Regions from separate parts of the Homo sapiens genome. Here region 2 is linked to region 1. Evidence: chromatin loops called from intact Hi-C (ENCODE). Cell type or tissue: ascending aorta. All regions are shown on one strand. Each heading gives the region's core, and the rest is flanking DNA. Links, peaks and the distances in the headings are about the cores only. Region 1 holds the start of DACH2 (dachshund family transcription factor 2). Region 2 holds the start of CHM (CHM Rab escort protein).

Region 1 (8,342 bases), core at 137-8,136:
TTTAATTTTTAGTTAAAATGGTACCTGCATTTTACTGACAGTGTCAAAGTAGAATATTTTGCCTAAAATCACAGATGAGCACCCTCCCCTCCAAACTGAGTATGAATTAAGATAAAATGTAAATTGTTAATTAAGTCATGGAAGTTTACAGCATTTCAGTGTATGGGAAACTACACTTAGGCCCCAAATCATTCCACTGGAATTAGAACTTCTTCTGATGAGATATGGTACCTGCTTATACTAATTTTGTCGTTATTTGTTGCGGTGGTTGGCTCCTGTCTTGTATTAATTCACAAACCTTGAGTATTTTCTTAGTTTTAATGCAGTGCCTCTCTCCATAGAGAGTCATCTCCCAAGGGTACTCTGTTTACTGCCACCTTTTTATGATTTTATATTGCATCAAGCAATTCCAAACTTACAGGGTGTTGATGTGAAAGGCTTCCTCTGGTCTTGTAGAAACCTAGCCCTGTTTAGAAGTATGTTTGGCTTATGGAAGACATTAAAATCAGAAAGGGACAAAAACAAACCCTCTGTGTAAAATTGATTGTCTCAATCTCAAAGCACTGATAGTAATAGTAGAAATAGTAGTGATAAAAAATAGAATAATCAAAAAGTCAAGAAAAAAGGAGACAAAACCTGCTCTCTTAGATCTAAACGACTAAATGTTTAAATTGCATGTGTTACTTAAGAACGCTACCAAGTTTATCTAGAAGACTGCAATGAGAAGGAATTCAAATAATGAAACCGAGGGTCTTTTGCGTGTTGAAAACTTCCAAAGAACTTTAACCTTTCAATGATCAATGGCCAATTTGAGTCTCTAGTATTTCTGCTAGAAATAGAACCGTAATCTTTAGTAATAATTAAAATATTACTGTAAACCTGATACATCTCATTAAACACATGACTTTTAATTTGTGCCTTTTCTAAAGTTGTCAAAGTATGTCTGTTCTTCAATTTCACAATTACTGATTACAGCATGAATGAATAATCTGCCTTTCTTTTTTTATATTTCAGATTTCTTAAATTTGAAACATCAAAATATCTGTGCAATGTTTTATTGCTGAAAACCCCAAATTGCTCTGCAAATAAAAAGGCCTTGATAATGTGGGCACAGCTACATACAAGGGGTAGCTTGGCCTTAGGATTTTTAACGTAATTAGAGCCATTTGAAAATAAAACATCCTTTACAGCCAAACTTATTCACCTGGAAATTTCAATCACAATAAGTTATCAGAGGCAAGCTATTTCAACAGATAGTTTAACAGCCATTTCAGTCAAAACACCTGTTGAATACAATTTGGGATTTCTCTTTTTAAAAACTGGTAAATACAAACATTTCTGTCAGTGCTGTTTTATTCTTTTTTGATACTTCTACTTTTGGTTGAGGCGTTTTCTGCCTTTGCTATTTCTTCTCAATTGTCCTTTTTTTGCCCCTTATTACTTTCTTCCCACAACAGTATCGATGTAGCAAAAACATTTTGATGCCTTTTAAAAATGTCTCGTGGCTGCCTATATCCCAATCTATTATGTTAGAGTCATATCACTGCATTTTGAAAGCAATGATCATCACAACTTCTTAGCATTTTAACCCTGTACAATTTGAAATTGAAACAGTATGAAGAGATTCAAAGGGCAGTTCTTAAACCTGGTTGATGAAATGAGAAAAGAAGAAAATATGTTGTAGAAAGAGGCAGAAAAATCCAATTTAGGGTATCTGTAACTAAATAAGGGAGCAAAAAGAACCCACACATTTCTCGTTGATCCTGCTAAGTACAACTAGGGCTGAATAAAATTCAGTAAGTTTCCAACATTATTTATATTTTAGAAGAATATCAGAGAAGTTACCATAAGCCATGTAGTTGGTAACGTTTTGTAAAGAAACGAAACCTGGATTTCACTTTATGAATAACTAACAGCCTCCAGAGAAGAGGAGCACAGGAAAGGAAATATCTTGGTTTTAGAGAATGAATAGCTTGACAAGGAGTCTTAAAACAACTTTGCTAGGCCAGGAGCGGTGGCTCACGCCTGTAATCCCAGAACTTTGGGAGGCCGAGGAGGGCGGATCACGAGGTCAGGAGTTCGAGACCAGCCTGGCCAATATGGTGAAACCCTGTCTCTACAAAAAAAAAAAAAAGTATGTATATGTGTGTATATATATGTATATATATGTATATGTGTGTATATATATATGTATATGTATACATAAATTAGCCAGGCATGGTGGCGCGCACCTGTTGTCCCAGTTACTCGGCCGAGGCAGGAGAATCGCTTGATCCCCGGAGGCGGAGGCTGCAGTGAGCCGAGACTGTGCCACTGCACTCTAGTCTGGGCGACAGAGTGAGAATCTGTCTCAAAACAAACAAAAACAACTTTGCTAAGGCGATCTAACCACCATATGCTGTGTGGAAAAGACCATTCCTTTTCCCTGGAATGTACCCTGCTTAGACATTTTGTTCTATAAGCTCTTAGTACGTTTGGGACGCTTGATGAGTGGGGGAAGTGGAATCTTGTTTAGGACTGGAGCTCCAATCACTGGACCTTCAAAGCCAATGGAAGAGGAAGGAAAATGCACGTTCAAGAATGCAAACCCTCGCCCTTTCCTCATATTCCGTGATGACTGTTTTGAGTCCTAAACAAACATTTCCTATCAATTTTAGCGGGGAGTAGGGCCAGGGCAATCTCGACACTAAGGGACGGGGACACAGACAAGTCTCTTCCAGGACAGTGGCGGAAGTGCCATAAAATGAGGTGTCCATCTGCCACCCACAGAGCAAGTCTCTCTGTTTCCCAAAGTGTTCACAGGCTCACTACGCTTCCTGAATGTCAGTGCGAGTTAGCAACCAGAACTCTGATCTGAGTATGATCTCGGACGCTTGTTCCTCTGCGCGCTGGGTAGGGGAAAATTTACACCAAGCGCACTTAGGTGGGCTAAAGGGCTGAGCTGTTTACTTCTGAACTCGCTAGCGTCTTTCTCCCGGAAGCTAGGCGAAGCCATCTATTAGCCCCCGCAGAGTTTGGGAGAGATGCGCAAGTGGAATTGGAGCTGCCACCTCACTTTCCACGATCTAACCCGGTGTAAGGTGGCGGAAGGGGCATGGGGAGGCACGTTCAGGAGTCGCGCTTTGCGTTTCCACCCCGACACCAGCGGAGCGCGGAGCGGATGGGTTCACAGCATAGGCCACTTTGAGAACTCTGCGTGACATCTGGGAGTTCTCTCGTCTGGCAGAGAGGCAAGAAGCAGAGGCACCACACCGCCCCCTTCTCGGACTGGATCTCTGTTCTTGGTCGAGCCTGGACCCACTCAGGTAGTCGGACGCCGGCCAGGGAGTCTCCACCTCCTCACCAGCGGCAGCCATTCGGAGCGCTCGGGCGCAGAAGGGCTGGGGCCCATTGGCTGTGGGACGCTGCCAGTCTCCGGAGGGGGTGTGGTGGGGGTGGGGTCTGGGGCCGCAGCGGGTCGGGGCTGCTCACTGTTTGTTGAGCTTGAGCGTGAGCCGGCTGCTGAAGACTTGCGAACAGTTCGGAGCCAGCGAGAGCGCGCCAGAGAGAGCGAGAGTGAGGGAGTGAGTGCGAGGGGATCTAGAGGAGTCAGGGCGAGAAAGCGAGGGCCGGAGGACCCACGATAGAGACAGAGTGACCATGGCTGTCTCCGCATCTCCAGTGATCTCTGCAACTTCCAGCGGCGCCGGCGTCCCGGGGGGCTTATTCCGGGCCGAACCCCTGTACTCGACTCCCAGAGAGCCCCCTCGTCTTACTCCTAATATGATCAATAGTTTCGTGGTTAATAACCACAGCAACAGTGCCGGAGGCGGCGGCAGGGGCAACACCAACACCAACGAGTGCCGCATGGTCGACATGCACGGGATGAAGGTGGCTTCGTTCCTGATGGACGGCCAGGAACTGATCTGCCTGCCGCAAGTCTTTGATCTTTTTCTCAAGCACCTGGTGGGAGGCTTGCACACTGTGTACACCAAGCTGAAGAGACTGGATATATCCCCCGTGGTGTGTACTGTTGAGCAGGTCCGGATCCTCCGCGGGCTGGGGGCCATCCAGCCCGGGGTAAACCGCTGCAAACTCATCACCAGGAAAGACTTCGAAACTTTGTTCACCGATTGCACCAATGCCAGGTGAGACACTCGTTTCTTGGCTCTCCCACTTCTCTTACCCCTTTGGCCTCTTCTGCATGCCTCACCACCCTCATCCAACTTTGTTTGTAGAGTGAGTCTTAACTAGTTTGCCTCTATTCTTCACGCTGTAAATCGGTGGGGAAAGAGGACTAGAAGCTTTCATTAATGCTGGTGCCTTCTAGTCCACGCTCAGTGCAAGGGCTTCGGTCTAAAAAAGTCCCGCAAACTTGAGTTTGCAGTCCTCTATTGAAACTTTCCAGCCTTTTGCCCATATCTTGCATGGCTTTTGGCTGTTCGTGGTTATTTGTTAATTTCTCTATTTGGTTTTCTTTCCTGCTCTTTTGTGGCCGCACGGGTCGGATAGGTTTTCTTCTGAACACGGATACCAAGGGCTTTCTCTGGGGGCTGGCTGAGCTGTAAACTGGGCTCCTAAGCTGGCAAGCCAGAACACAGCATTTGGGGCATGCAGGGGGTGGGAAGTCTAGAATCCATCCCAGAGGGTGATTCGATCCCCATCCCGTGTGTTTGTTGTGAGAATGTGTGGGGTGTGTGGTGTTGTTGTTTGTGGTGGTGTTGGTGTGTATGTGTGCAAGTGCGCGTGAGAACGTATGCTCATGCTTGCTGCGCAAAGCTCCCCAGTACACGATACAGGAAAGTCGATGGATACTATTTTTACAAAAGGACGACGACAAATATCACTTTCCTGGGATCGTCCGTTTTGGGTTATCTGCAGAGGGCAATGTGGGGCATGAACCACTGTGGCTGGGACTGGATTGGAGGTTGGTGTACAAGTTGGCAGATTTCTAGAGAGGATGCTCTCAGCTCTTCCAGGCGAACAGTTGGAAGGATCCCATTCCCTTAAAGACAGGATTCCTTAAATGATGATGGCCAGCTTCCCTGGTTGTAAGTGTACCTCCTTCATATCACAGTTTAGAAGTACACTAGTGAATAAATGTCCATTTGTATATGAGAAGCAAATTGTGTTCAATGTTTCTGAGTTTAAAAAGAAAAAAAGTATACTCAAGATTATCTGACTTTTTAAACGCCTGTGAATTAGTCTTCTAGTGTTTATTCCATCTCCAGTTTGGTAACATCTCAGGAAAGCACAGATTTGGCACAAAAATCACCATCACGTGGTTAAAAGGAGCAAAGGATTTTGTTGTAAAACAGCACTACTGCTTATTATTTTGCAAAAATAAAATAAAAAACCAACAACTTTCTCAAAATGAACTTTAAATCATAAAATCTCTGGGTCTGTGAACTAAAACTGTAACAGTTTGCCACATCTGTTGTAAAATCCAAATTGCCATGTATAGTTGAATGATACTGACAACTTGTAGGCAAACTGTTGCTTACTGCTGCAATAAGATAATGCTGCAGAACTTACAAGGGAAGCTTTTTCCTTCTTCTTTTTTTTCTTCAATTGAGCAGTGTTTTTCTGTGTTCAAGCAATTAAACAGAAAACTATTTATGTGAGAACTCCTACCTGATTCATATTTAGGGCTTACAAAGCTGGTTTATTATATCAGCTTTTCTTAAGGAAGATAGATGGCCTGAAAACACAAAGGATAACAGCTCCCTCAATAAAACAGGCAATTATGGATTGTAAGAGTAAAAAGACAATTTTATTTCGACTACAAAGCATTTTATTAGTACACAAACTAAAAAGGTTACAAGGGACTTCAGATAGTGGCCATCTAATTCATTTGTTGCCATCCAAAAACACTCAAACATTTAAATAATTGCAGACATGAAAACCTATTCTCTTATTAACTCTCTCTCTTTATCAGTCTCTCATCTCTCCATCCCTGTTCTTTCTCTCTTCCCCCTCTCCCATCTCTAAAAATGCCCATTCTTAAAGTGGAACAATTATTACACTTAGGAAATTCTTCCTTCCTCAATTAATTTGCACATTCTTGAGAAAAACCTATGACCATGATTTTCAAATAAATAGATTAGTATTTTAATATGATTTTGATACTTTTCTCTATAAATGGAAACTTTTCCTAATTTTTATTAGAGCTACTTACTAAAAAAAAAAATCCAGAGGCAGGTGATCTTGTAATATTTTTGGACCCTGTTATACCATGTATTTTTAGGTTATTATTTTATCTAATTAGCTTTTATTTACTGCTTATCACAGCAATAGTAACTTTTCATGTGTGTGAATTGCTTTTGTGTATGTGTGTGTATAAAGGTGATAGAGAAATATTAAATATGTAGGAAGAAATAGATCTGTGATGTGATTCATGTGGCTTCTATTGCATTTTCTTTTCTTTACGGGTATTTGGTTTATTATATTCATATTTTAAAACTGTGTTACAAGTATTGCAATTTTATTAATTGTAAAAATTTATGAAGTATATTCTATGAATGCAATCCATCAGTGAAGATGAGGAAAACTACTAGAAACACACCTAAATTGCAATTTTAGATAGAAGACAACCACAATTTCCGGGAAAAATCTAATTAATTATAAAATGATATCAACAAATTTTGCTGATTCGAAGTGCCCTCCTAACCACATTATTAAAATTACAAAATATAATAATGCATTTAATAAATGCTTTATGATGTTAGGTAAGATTATTTACAGAAATGTATACTTTAAGTTACTCCCAAAATCTGAATTTTTAAAGAAAATTGCAAAATTTTTAGATCAACATTATTTCTGTGACTTTTCTACTCAGTGAAAAGAAAGGTAAGGGATGTAAACAGGAAAGAGGTCCAAGAGAGACAAAGTAAGGTAGATGAGACTCGAGGCCAGTGAGAGAGTAGAAATGCAGGAAAAGAGCAGAGTGATGCCTTGAGACAGAGTGAAAGATGGAACAGAAGAGCTTATAGAGATGCCCCAAGATGAGTGATGTACCAATGGAGATCTGGCTAAAGAGGATTGTCCTTCAGGACTCATGACTTCTTAGTGCTTCTAGCTAAGAGCAGGGAGGGAAGTGCAAGGAAAAAGTAAATGTTTAGCGAATAGAAACTCTTAAACACTATTCTTATTTCAAAGAAGAGATTCATCTTCATCGCTTGATGGATAAATGTTCATAATATGTTGTTGAATGGAAGGCCTATTTGTAATGGTGTCATTGGCAATTTTCTCTTTCTGTATAATAAACATTTCTTCCCCTCTCTGTTGAGTATGTGGGGAAGAGTACAAGTCCTGACTTAGAGCATTTGGAATGCTTTCTGTGCTATCCCAGAAAACACAAAGTGGACTGTTTTCAAATTGTTCATTTTCAAAGACCTTAAGGTATTGCCACTAAGTGACATTTTGATTTGCTTCAGTGCCCATTATGTGCACTGAAGAAAAATGAATGAGTAAAATATATACATAATTGTTTCTTTGATAGTACTGAAAGTCACAGCAAGAACTACCAGTGCCTTTTATTAACTATTTTGTTGTTAGCCAATTATAAAAATATTCAGTTGTCTTCCTGGAAAATAAGTTAAGAAATAATATCTGCTTCAACTGCTAGAGAGGTAGTAAGATTAAAACTCTTGACCATTCATTGTTCTGTTCGACAAGTCAAGGTTTACATCACTGTAATTTCAAAGAACTGTACAACATTTTTCCTTCATGACTGTTAACTTCCAAAATTAATTATAAGGATATGATTTTGAGGATTATTTTTTAAATGATGATAAAAATAATCAACACTAAATGGGAAAAATTACTATACTGTTTTGGATTTTGTTTTTTGCAGATAAAGCACTGTGATTTCTGTTTAATATTTTGTGCAAGAAAACTTAGAGTTTTTAATACCAGAGAGAACAGGCAGGTTTAGAAAGTAAATGTTGACAATTTTCACTCTTATGCAATAGATTTTTCTTACTAAATTCTCCTAAGTTTAATGAAGCAGTAAAATAGTAAATTAAAAATTGTTTTTCCTAAATATGAAAATTACTAAACAATCAATAAATTTTAGTGTTTCTCTTTTTACCTACCTATCAACATAAAAGTAAAATATTGTCAGATTTCATGACCAGCATTTAATTTTGTTTGAGGACCAACTGATTAATGTTATTCGGTCATTTAGAGTTAAATGGGTGCTTGAAGAAACAAGAAAGTATGATTAAGAAAATATTTTAGTAATGCATTTGGAGACATGATTCAACATATATTCAAACAAATAGAATTCAGTTTTTAAAGTAAAATTTCCAATTGTGGTTTCTTGTTATTTTGATAGTATATAAACAGAACATAAATATGGT
Region 2 (8,342 bases), core at 77-8,076, 100 kb before region 1:
AACCAGCCTGGGCAACATAGGCAGACCCCATCTCTACAAAAATAAAAAAAAAAAAATTAGCCAGGCATGGTGATGCATGTCTGTAATCTCAGCTACTCAGGAGTCTGAGGTGGGAGGATTGCTTGGGCCCAGGAGGTTAAGGCTGCAGTGGGCCATGATTGTGCCACTGCACTCCAACTAGGGTGACAGAGCAAGACCCTGTCTCAAAAAAAAAATTAAAAAATAAACCACCAGATCCTGCAAGAACGAATTCACTATTACAAGAAGAGTACCAAGCCATGAGGGATCCACTCCCATGACCCAAACACATCCCATCAGGCCCCACCTCCGACAACGAGGATAACATTTCAACATGAGATTTGGGCAGGACAAATATCTAAACCCTATCAGCCATTTTTATAGGAAAATTTCTGAAGTATATGAAACACTGACTTTCCTTCTTAAAAAGACTACACAGAACAGAATTTAGCCTTTTCTCAAGGACATGGTGTCATAAATAGATATATACAATGGTAATTTTAGGGCTGGTAGATCCCTACCTTGGAGATCATCTATTGAAATTTCTCACTTTACAGATGAACTAAATGATGTCACAAGAAATTCTGTAATTTTCCCAAAATCACACAATAGGATGGTCATGTGATTATCATACACCATGCTGCCACATCTACTACTGTATGGTGCTAAACACTATCTAGCAAGATAATCAGGATTTAGGGGCAGTACTCCTTATAATTTCCATGTTTATCTTTGCTATCCCTTCTCTTTCCCCATAATCTTTAGCAATAAAACTTTTTTTTTTTTTTGAGATAGGGTCTTGCTCTGTTGCCCAGGCTGAAGTGCAGTGACACAACTATAGCTCACTGCAGCCTCAAACTCCCAGTTTCAGGCAATCCTCCCACCTCAGCCTTCCAAGTAGCTGGGACTACAGGCACGTGTCACCATACCCAATTAATTTTTGTATTTTTTTTGTAGAAATACAGTTTTGCTGTGTCACCCATTTCAGCTACTTGGGAGGCTGAGGTTTCAAACTCCTGAGCTCAAGCAATCCACCTGCCTCGGCTTCCCCAAGTGCTGGGATTACAGGCCTGAGCCACTGCACCTGGCCAATGAAACTTTTTTTTTTTTTTGAGACAGTCTCACTCTGTTTCTCTGACTAGAGTGCAGTGGTGCCATCTAAGCTCACTGCAACCTCCGCCTTCCAGGATCAAGGGATGCCTGTGCCTTAGCCTATAGAGTAATGGGGATTACAGGCCCGTGCCACCATGCTTGGCTAACAATAAAACTCTTAAATCAAAAGAATATATGTGTTTATCCTATGCAGTAGAAAAATTAAGCTAACCTACTCTGCAGCCCATCTTAGGGGAAGAACTCCAAAAGATGTGAGCAGTGTGCTTTTAAAAAGAAAAAATGCAGGCTGAATGTCTACATGGTCTTCAAAAAGAAAGAAGGATGCAATGAAAAGCCTACATTGTCTTAAGAACAGCTTTGGGGATATGACTGTTAGGAAGGCCAGAACGTTCCTGAGAATAGGCAATACAGTAAACTTCACAAGGGAAGGGACTAGGTTCTCAGTAAATGTGGGTTGAATGACCTGAAAAATGAGTATTTGTCACTACACTAAATGTTATCAGGCCTTTGTGATGTTTGATGTAAGTTTGCATTTTAGGTGTTTTTCTCTTCCCTTTCCTATACAAACTGTCATTTGTATGTCTAATAGCAACCCCACCAAACATAGTCTTTGCAGAAGTTGATAACATTCCTTGTATCTTCTAAGGGGGTGGTTCTAATATGCTGAGCTTGCTAGAATTATTTTTAAAATGAGGATGAATATGTTCTAAGTGATGATCTCAGGGATTCCCCTATGTATGAAGCATGTCAATATTATCATATAGATCTTATAACTTCCATCTTGACTGCTCTTCTGTTGAGTTCTTGGCTCTGCTGTGCTGCAGATTACACAGGCTTCCAGATAAGTCACCTCCAGTGAGATGTAATGTTACTGGGACGACTTTTAACGTTCAACCAATGGTACTTGTCTATAATCCACAAAACTGTCATTTAAATGACTTTTTAAATGGCAAAATACCCTGAAAATGACAATTCTGTACCCAAGCTGAAGAGCACCTTCTAGACCCTTACCACATATATCTATTTTTATCCTCTCCCTTGAGACTCCAGTTGGCCCTCCTTCTTTATTCCATTTTCTTCTATTTTTTCCGCAATTCCACTTTAGCTTACTCTTCTGTCTTTGGATGTTCAAGAGATATTTACTGTATTTTCTAATCAGAAGGAAATGGGCTTAACTAAGAAAATACAAAGTTTATTTTTTTCCATAATCTCTCGAAAATATGATCTTAAGGAACAATTTCCATCTTGCATTACAGAAAATGATAATGCAAGTTAATCAAGGTGAAAGGGATTATAAAATATTATCTTCCATGATTATACTTGATGAAGCAATTGTTCCTTTATGACATTTTAACTAGGACTAAATCTGCTAAAAAGTATATCTAATAGCCTATTTCTTCATGTTTCTGATGCATGCATTATTGCTTCTACTTTTATTAATACAACTGAATCTATGAAACACTGCTTTTTCTATGATTTGCTCAATGTAATACATTTAATAAAGCAAACATTTTAAAGGCTACTTTCAGCAAACTATTTCACAAGAGAAATATCCCAAGCACACTAAAAAATAAATCAAATTAAATCATGATTGGAATTGTTGGAATCATTTATTTGGGGAATGACTCTTTTATTCAATTTTTACACTTTTGATGTACCTAAAAGCAAAATTACATATCATAAATTTAAGCAATGTGCTTGATAAAACCTAGAATGTGTCACCAATAAACAATATGAAAAATTTAAGTTTTAAGATTAACTTCAAATAAGTTCTTCCCAAACACTGAAAAATAACATTGCACTCACTGGGATAAGTATAAAATGAGTATTTTTCCAAATATAAGCGATGTCACCTGATGCAATTCTCTGGCTCACTCACTGTAACTTCCTACCTCTACCATAACAGACTCCATCAGGATGGATGTCTTCCAATTCTGAACTGTACAGAAGGCAAAATATTTATGAAAAACATTAGCATCATTCATAAGAATTAACATTCATCAATTAAAATTTGAACCCAGACCTGAAAAAAAAAATTGTTGATTAAAAAAATTGTTAAAAACACCTCAAGTTCCTACACAAAAAAAGCAAGATTATAAAACTCAAGTATGGTATAACAACTATTCCAAAATGGATGCTGTTCTCAGTTTTAGTATAGACTTAAAAGAAAAAATGAATAGTCCATTGGCTCTTTCCAGCTCTCATCCAACATCTGTTCATAGCAGCTACAACCAGGTTATTTGCAGCCATGCAGTTATTTTCAGGCTAAGAATAAACCTGTCCATGCTGTTCTGAGAACTGTTACCCAGGCATTTTTTGTTAGACAACATAAAGACCATCTATTTTACCTTCCTTATATTCAAAAACAAGGAAACTGAGGCTCAGAGAGATTTAGTGCCTGGCCCTCCCAATTCAAGCAATTCATACTAGCACTAAGCAAGACCTAAAACCAAGTTTTCTCAATTGTTTCTACGAATATGGGTCAACTCTGAGGATCAGAACCACTGACTGTTTTCCTGGGATGGAATGGGCCTTTGGAAATTTACCAGCTGTGTGATCCTGAGCAAATTACAACTTTTCCAAGTCCCCTTTTCCTCTTCTACAAAATGCAGAGAGTACCTACTACTCTAACAAGGTTGTGAGGATTATGTTCGGCTTGTAAAGTGCTTAGCACAGTGATTAGGAAATTTTAAGCATTCGAAAACAGGTAGCTATTATTTTTACTCCCAACCTGAAAACATGGCTGCTCCTAATCATGGCTGTATGAGAAGACAACGAACTGAATTCATTAACACAATGGACAGGGTCCCATCCACCAGAGCTTCTCTGGCCTACCACATTCTACAAACAGTAAAAAACCCCATCAAACAACCTATTTCATTCCATCTAAAATGATCATCCCTTACACTATTAAAAAAAATTGAAATTGCTGCCATATGTGTTCTGCTACGTGTTGTACACTGAATATGTCAACTAGAAACTGCAGAGGAGTTTCTGGTTCCACCCAAAACATGAAGAACAAACGACGGGAAAACAAGAGTTAGATAAGGTCACACACCTGAACTGGAACTCAGGACCTTATTCTCAGCACATTTAGTTATTGATGGTAGAAAGCAAGATGCTTTAAGCACCATAAAGCAGGAATAATGGCTACCTCAACAAAATAAAATTCCCTAGGTTTCTCAACAAAATAGAATCCGTTTACTTTCCCTAGTAAATTCATACGCACATGGGCAATAATTGAGCATCTTTCTTGTAAAACTGAGGATTAAGCTGTGTCTGAGCTGCGATGTATGCTAAGATCATACAAATCTATGAAAAAGTCCTATGAAATGGCGAGACAAAATGATGGGGAATATCACCTTGAAATCAATAAGGAAGGAATCATAATGTCTTGCCAAAGTCGTCTCCGTTGATAAAATCCCGACCCTCCATTTCATGACACTGCACATCCACTTCCCTCTAAGGAAATTAACAGGAATCACCGCAGCAACCAACCTCAGCAATCAGCATCGACCAGATCAACCCCTACTCAAATGGCGATAAGCACTGCGGGTCCCAGCCCCTCCCTGTAACTGCCAACTCCCGCGCTGACTCCGGACTACCTCACTTCCTTTCAGTTCTCCCTCCCACTCTCGACCCACGATGTTTGTCCCAAAACTCGCCACTGACAGAAAAAACAGAAACAAGACAGTCTTCCTAAACTTTGTCCAGGAAGCACCAGGCTACACATACCCGTCCCTATTACGATCACATCAAACTCCGAAGGGAGAGTATCCGCCATCTTGACGGGAAACGTGTCATGTGACTATTACTTGTGGAAATGAGATCAAGTTAGGCATTCCCTCCGTGGAAGGCGGAAAAGAAAACAGTGCATTCTGGGTGTTGTAGTTCTTGGGTGGAAGGTCCAGGCAGGCGACTACAGTATTATATTTAAAATGTTTACACGTAAGTTAAAAGCTCGACTCATTTTCCAGGCTGAATGCTGTAGCTCATTTAGCCTGGAGGGTTGAAGTAGGAAAGAAATGTAGATTTTTATTCCGTTAGCTAGGATGAATGTGGGAGACTTGGATACCCCTTGACAATACTGAAGCAAAATTGTTAGGAGACACGGAGAGCGGAGTGAAATTGAAGGCGGTTTGCTCTGTGAACAAAGGAGACTTTCATTCCAGCCTAAAAAACTGTTTCCCGCCATCGTTTCTGTACTTTCGTGTTGGCCCTCGAGGCATGGTTTTTCACACCAATACTTTCAGAATATATTCCATATCTTTTTCGTTTCCATGTCTCCTCGATGAAAACCCACAAAAAACCTCTCACCCTAGTTTCGCCAGAATGGAACTCCCACCGCGTCCGTATTTGTTCCAGTTAGTCCAGACAGCCACTCGGGCAATAAATTAGCCTTGCTTTACAGGAGGGAAAAAATATATGAAAGCATGGTTGCGCTGGATAAGCGTCTGTTGAGTCTGAATTCGATTTTCCGCACCAACTAGATAAGTTCATGTAAGATTCTCCTTAGTTTACATTTAGTTTCCAATCTATTAGTTTCCATAAGCTACCGTAGAAATAATTAAGGTAAAATGGTCTTTATATTAAAGTGATTGTATCTGATGAGGGGCTTTAGGTCGTCTATGTCTAACAGCTAACATAGCTCTCATAAGTATCTTCAAGGTCTGTCGCCTCCCACCGCTTCCCTCCAACCGCCCCCCACCCTGCCCCCGATTATTTAATACTCCGCTGTCTGACAACACCAAAGCAAAAGGGGAAGGATGCTGGGAATGAAGGAGGATACTTTTTTGACGACAGAAATTTCTTGTGTAGTTATTTTACAAGAGTTTCAAAATAAATCAAAGATAATGTGCAGTAGTGGGCCTTCCCTGACACCACCTATCCGCTAAGATGCTTGTGGTTCCCCAGACATTGTTTTCTTTCCAGTCTCTGACCACGCTCATGCTGTTCTTTCAGCATGGAATGATCTTCCCATTCTCTAGCTAACAGTTATTCCCAGGATGTCGCTGGGCTTCCACCTCCTCCTCCTTTCGTCTCCGTGTGTGGGCTGTTTCCCTACATGGTGCTAGACTTTGTCTTAACCCGCCATACTGCATTTATGACGATTCCTATAGAGTACACATATCCCCATATATCCACACAAAAATACACACCCAGACATGCAATACCATAATTATAAACCCCTGTACAGCATGACAGACACCAAGTCTCATTTATCTTTTTCACTCCTGCACCTAACCTAAGCCCGGTGCATAGTAGGAATTTAATAAATGTTTGCTAAACCAAACTTGATTTTGACTCCCCTAATAGATGGATGAGACGAGTCCCTGTCCTCATAGTGCTTACCATCTTTGCCTTTATATCTGCCCACCACTATCATGTGTCTTATATTTAGAAGATGTTCAGTGTCCATTAATTGTAAATATTTACATGAAAATGCTTTAAAATGTATTTTGATACGCTTTTTACTGCATTTCTCTTGCATTTTACCATAATCATTAGCAACATTGTACATGTTTCATTACTTTCTTTTATAGATCATCCAGTTGTATTACACAACTCTCTTAAGATATGGTCTTTGATTAGTATTTTCTGTAAAACAGATTCCCCTGAGAAGTATAATGTACTGTTCAGTAAACCACTTTGTCATTTGCCTTGGTATGTAAAGCAAGTTTTTAGTATTATCAGAAGTGAAACAGATATTATTTGTGAGACTCTTGATAAGACAGTAGAAAATGGAAACAAATGGATTTCTCAGAGTAAACACAGAAAACTTTCCAAAATCTTCTCTAATAATGAGAAGCCACAGATGGATGGTTAAAAACCTGATAAATAAAAGTATTTCTACCATACTTTGGATATATATTTATATACATTTGTTCATGTATACGAGATATATAAACTACATACATATACTTTTCAATATGAGTATCACTGACCTTCTAGGGATTCAGAAATTTTCTGACAATCACACCATGAAGATGCAATTCATTAATTTGTTTATTCCTCAAATATTCATTCAGCACCTACTATGTGCAAGACACTATTTTGGATGCTGAGATTAGAGCAATGAACAAAACAGACAACAACCCCTGTCTTCATGAAGTTTACATTTAGTAGGGTAAAACAAAATAAACAAGTAATTACTCTGTAGCATAGATTTTCCAATCTGTGCTGCCCTTAGTTTGAAACCTTCTTTTTTTCCCCTAAGGATAGAAAGCACAATCCTCAGAAGGATAATATTACCAACTTATATTTTGCTGTTCTTTCTCTAAAGTTATTATGGGACTTATTCATGCCCTTTTCTGGGCATGGAAAAGATTACTACATTAGGAAAATTTCAATCTTGTGCATGGAGAAAATGCTCCAAATACCTTTTATTTCAAATGTATTTTTGTAGACTTTATGCAAAGTAAAGATGAATATAGGAGTTAATAATTGCAGTAAAAAAAGCGTAAAGCAAAACAGCTGAATTGCATCTATTCTGTTATTCTAAGGACATCTTTTTTTTTTTTTTTTTTTTTTTTTGAGACGGAGTCTCTCTCTGTCGCCCAGGCTGGAGTGCAGTGGCGCCATCTCCGCTCACTGCAAGCTCCGCCTCCCGGGTTCACGCCATTCTCCTGCCTCAGCCTCCCGAGTTGCGGGGACTACAGGCGCCCGCCACCACACACGGCTAATTTTTTGTATTTTTAGTAGAGACGGGGTTTCACCATGTTAGCCAAGATGGTCTCCATCTCCTGACCTCGTGATCCGCCCGCCTTGACCTCCCAAAGTGCTGGGATTACAGGCGTGAGCCACCCCACTGGGCCAAAGACTATGTACATTGGAGATAGTCATCTTGCATAATATGTCTCAGAGATTCTCTGAATTTCTTGAATTTGCATGTCGACCTCTCTTGCAAGGTTGGGGAATTTTTCATGTATTATATCCTGAAATATGTTTTTCAACTTGCTTACTGTCACTTCTTTTCTCTCAGGAATGCCAATGAGTTGTAGGTTTGATCATTTTACATAATCCCATATCTCTCCGAGGCTTCATTCATTTTTTGAAACTCCTTTTTCTTTTTCTTTGTCTGTGTAGGTTGATTAGAATAACCAGTCTTCAAGCACCAAAATTCTTTCCTCTGCTTTGTCTAGTCTGTTGTTAAGGCATTCAACTGTATTTTGAAATTCCTATAGTGAATTTTCCAATTTCAGAAGTTCAGT

What was found. A loop is a pair of places that touch in the nucleus more often than their neighbours do. Peaks named below come from ENCODE experiments on the same cell type or tissue, not always from the same donor. Only the 100,000 strongest peaks of a DNase experiment are listed, where the experiment ranks them.
Region 2: it touches region 1 in a loop (4-fold over the local background); 2 of 110 quality-filtered maps call a loop at or near these places.

The regions. Positions count from the first base shown.
Region 1 is chrX:86,144,982-86,153,323 of GRCh38, forward strand. DACH2 (dachshund family transcription factor 2) reads left to right here and starts at 3,470. Exons shown (of 12, transcript NM_053281.3): 1 at 3,470-4,127. The coding sequence starts at 3,640. In ascending aorta, for the core only: no CTCF peak of the experiment used is centred there; a DNase peak (open chromatin) is centred at 3,360; H3K4me3 peaks cover 2,223 bases.
Region 2 is chrX:86,042,618-86,050,959 of GRCh38, forward strand. CHM (CHM Rab escort protein) reads right to left here and starts at 4,941. Exons shown (of 15, transcript NM_000390.4): 1 at 4,867-4,941. The coding sequence starts at 4,915. In ascending aorta, for the core only: no CTCF peak of the experiment used is centred there; a DNase peak (open chromatin) is centred at 4,954; H3K4me3 peaks cover 2,399 bases; H3K27ac peaks cover 1,222 bases.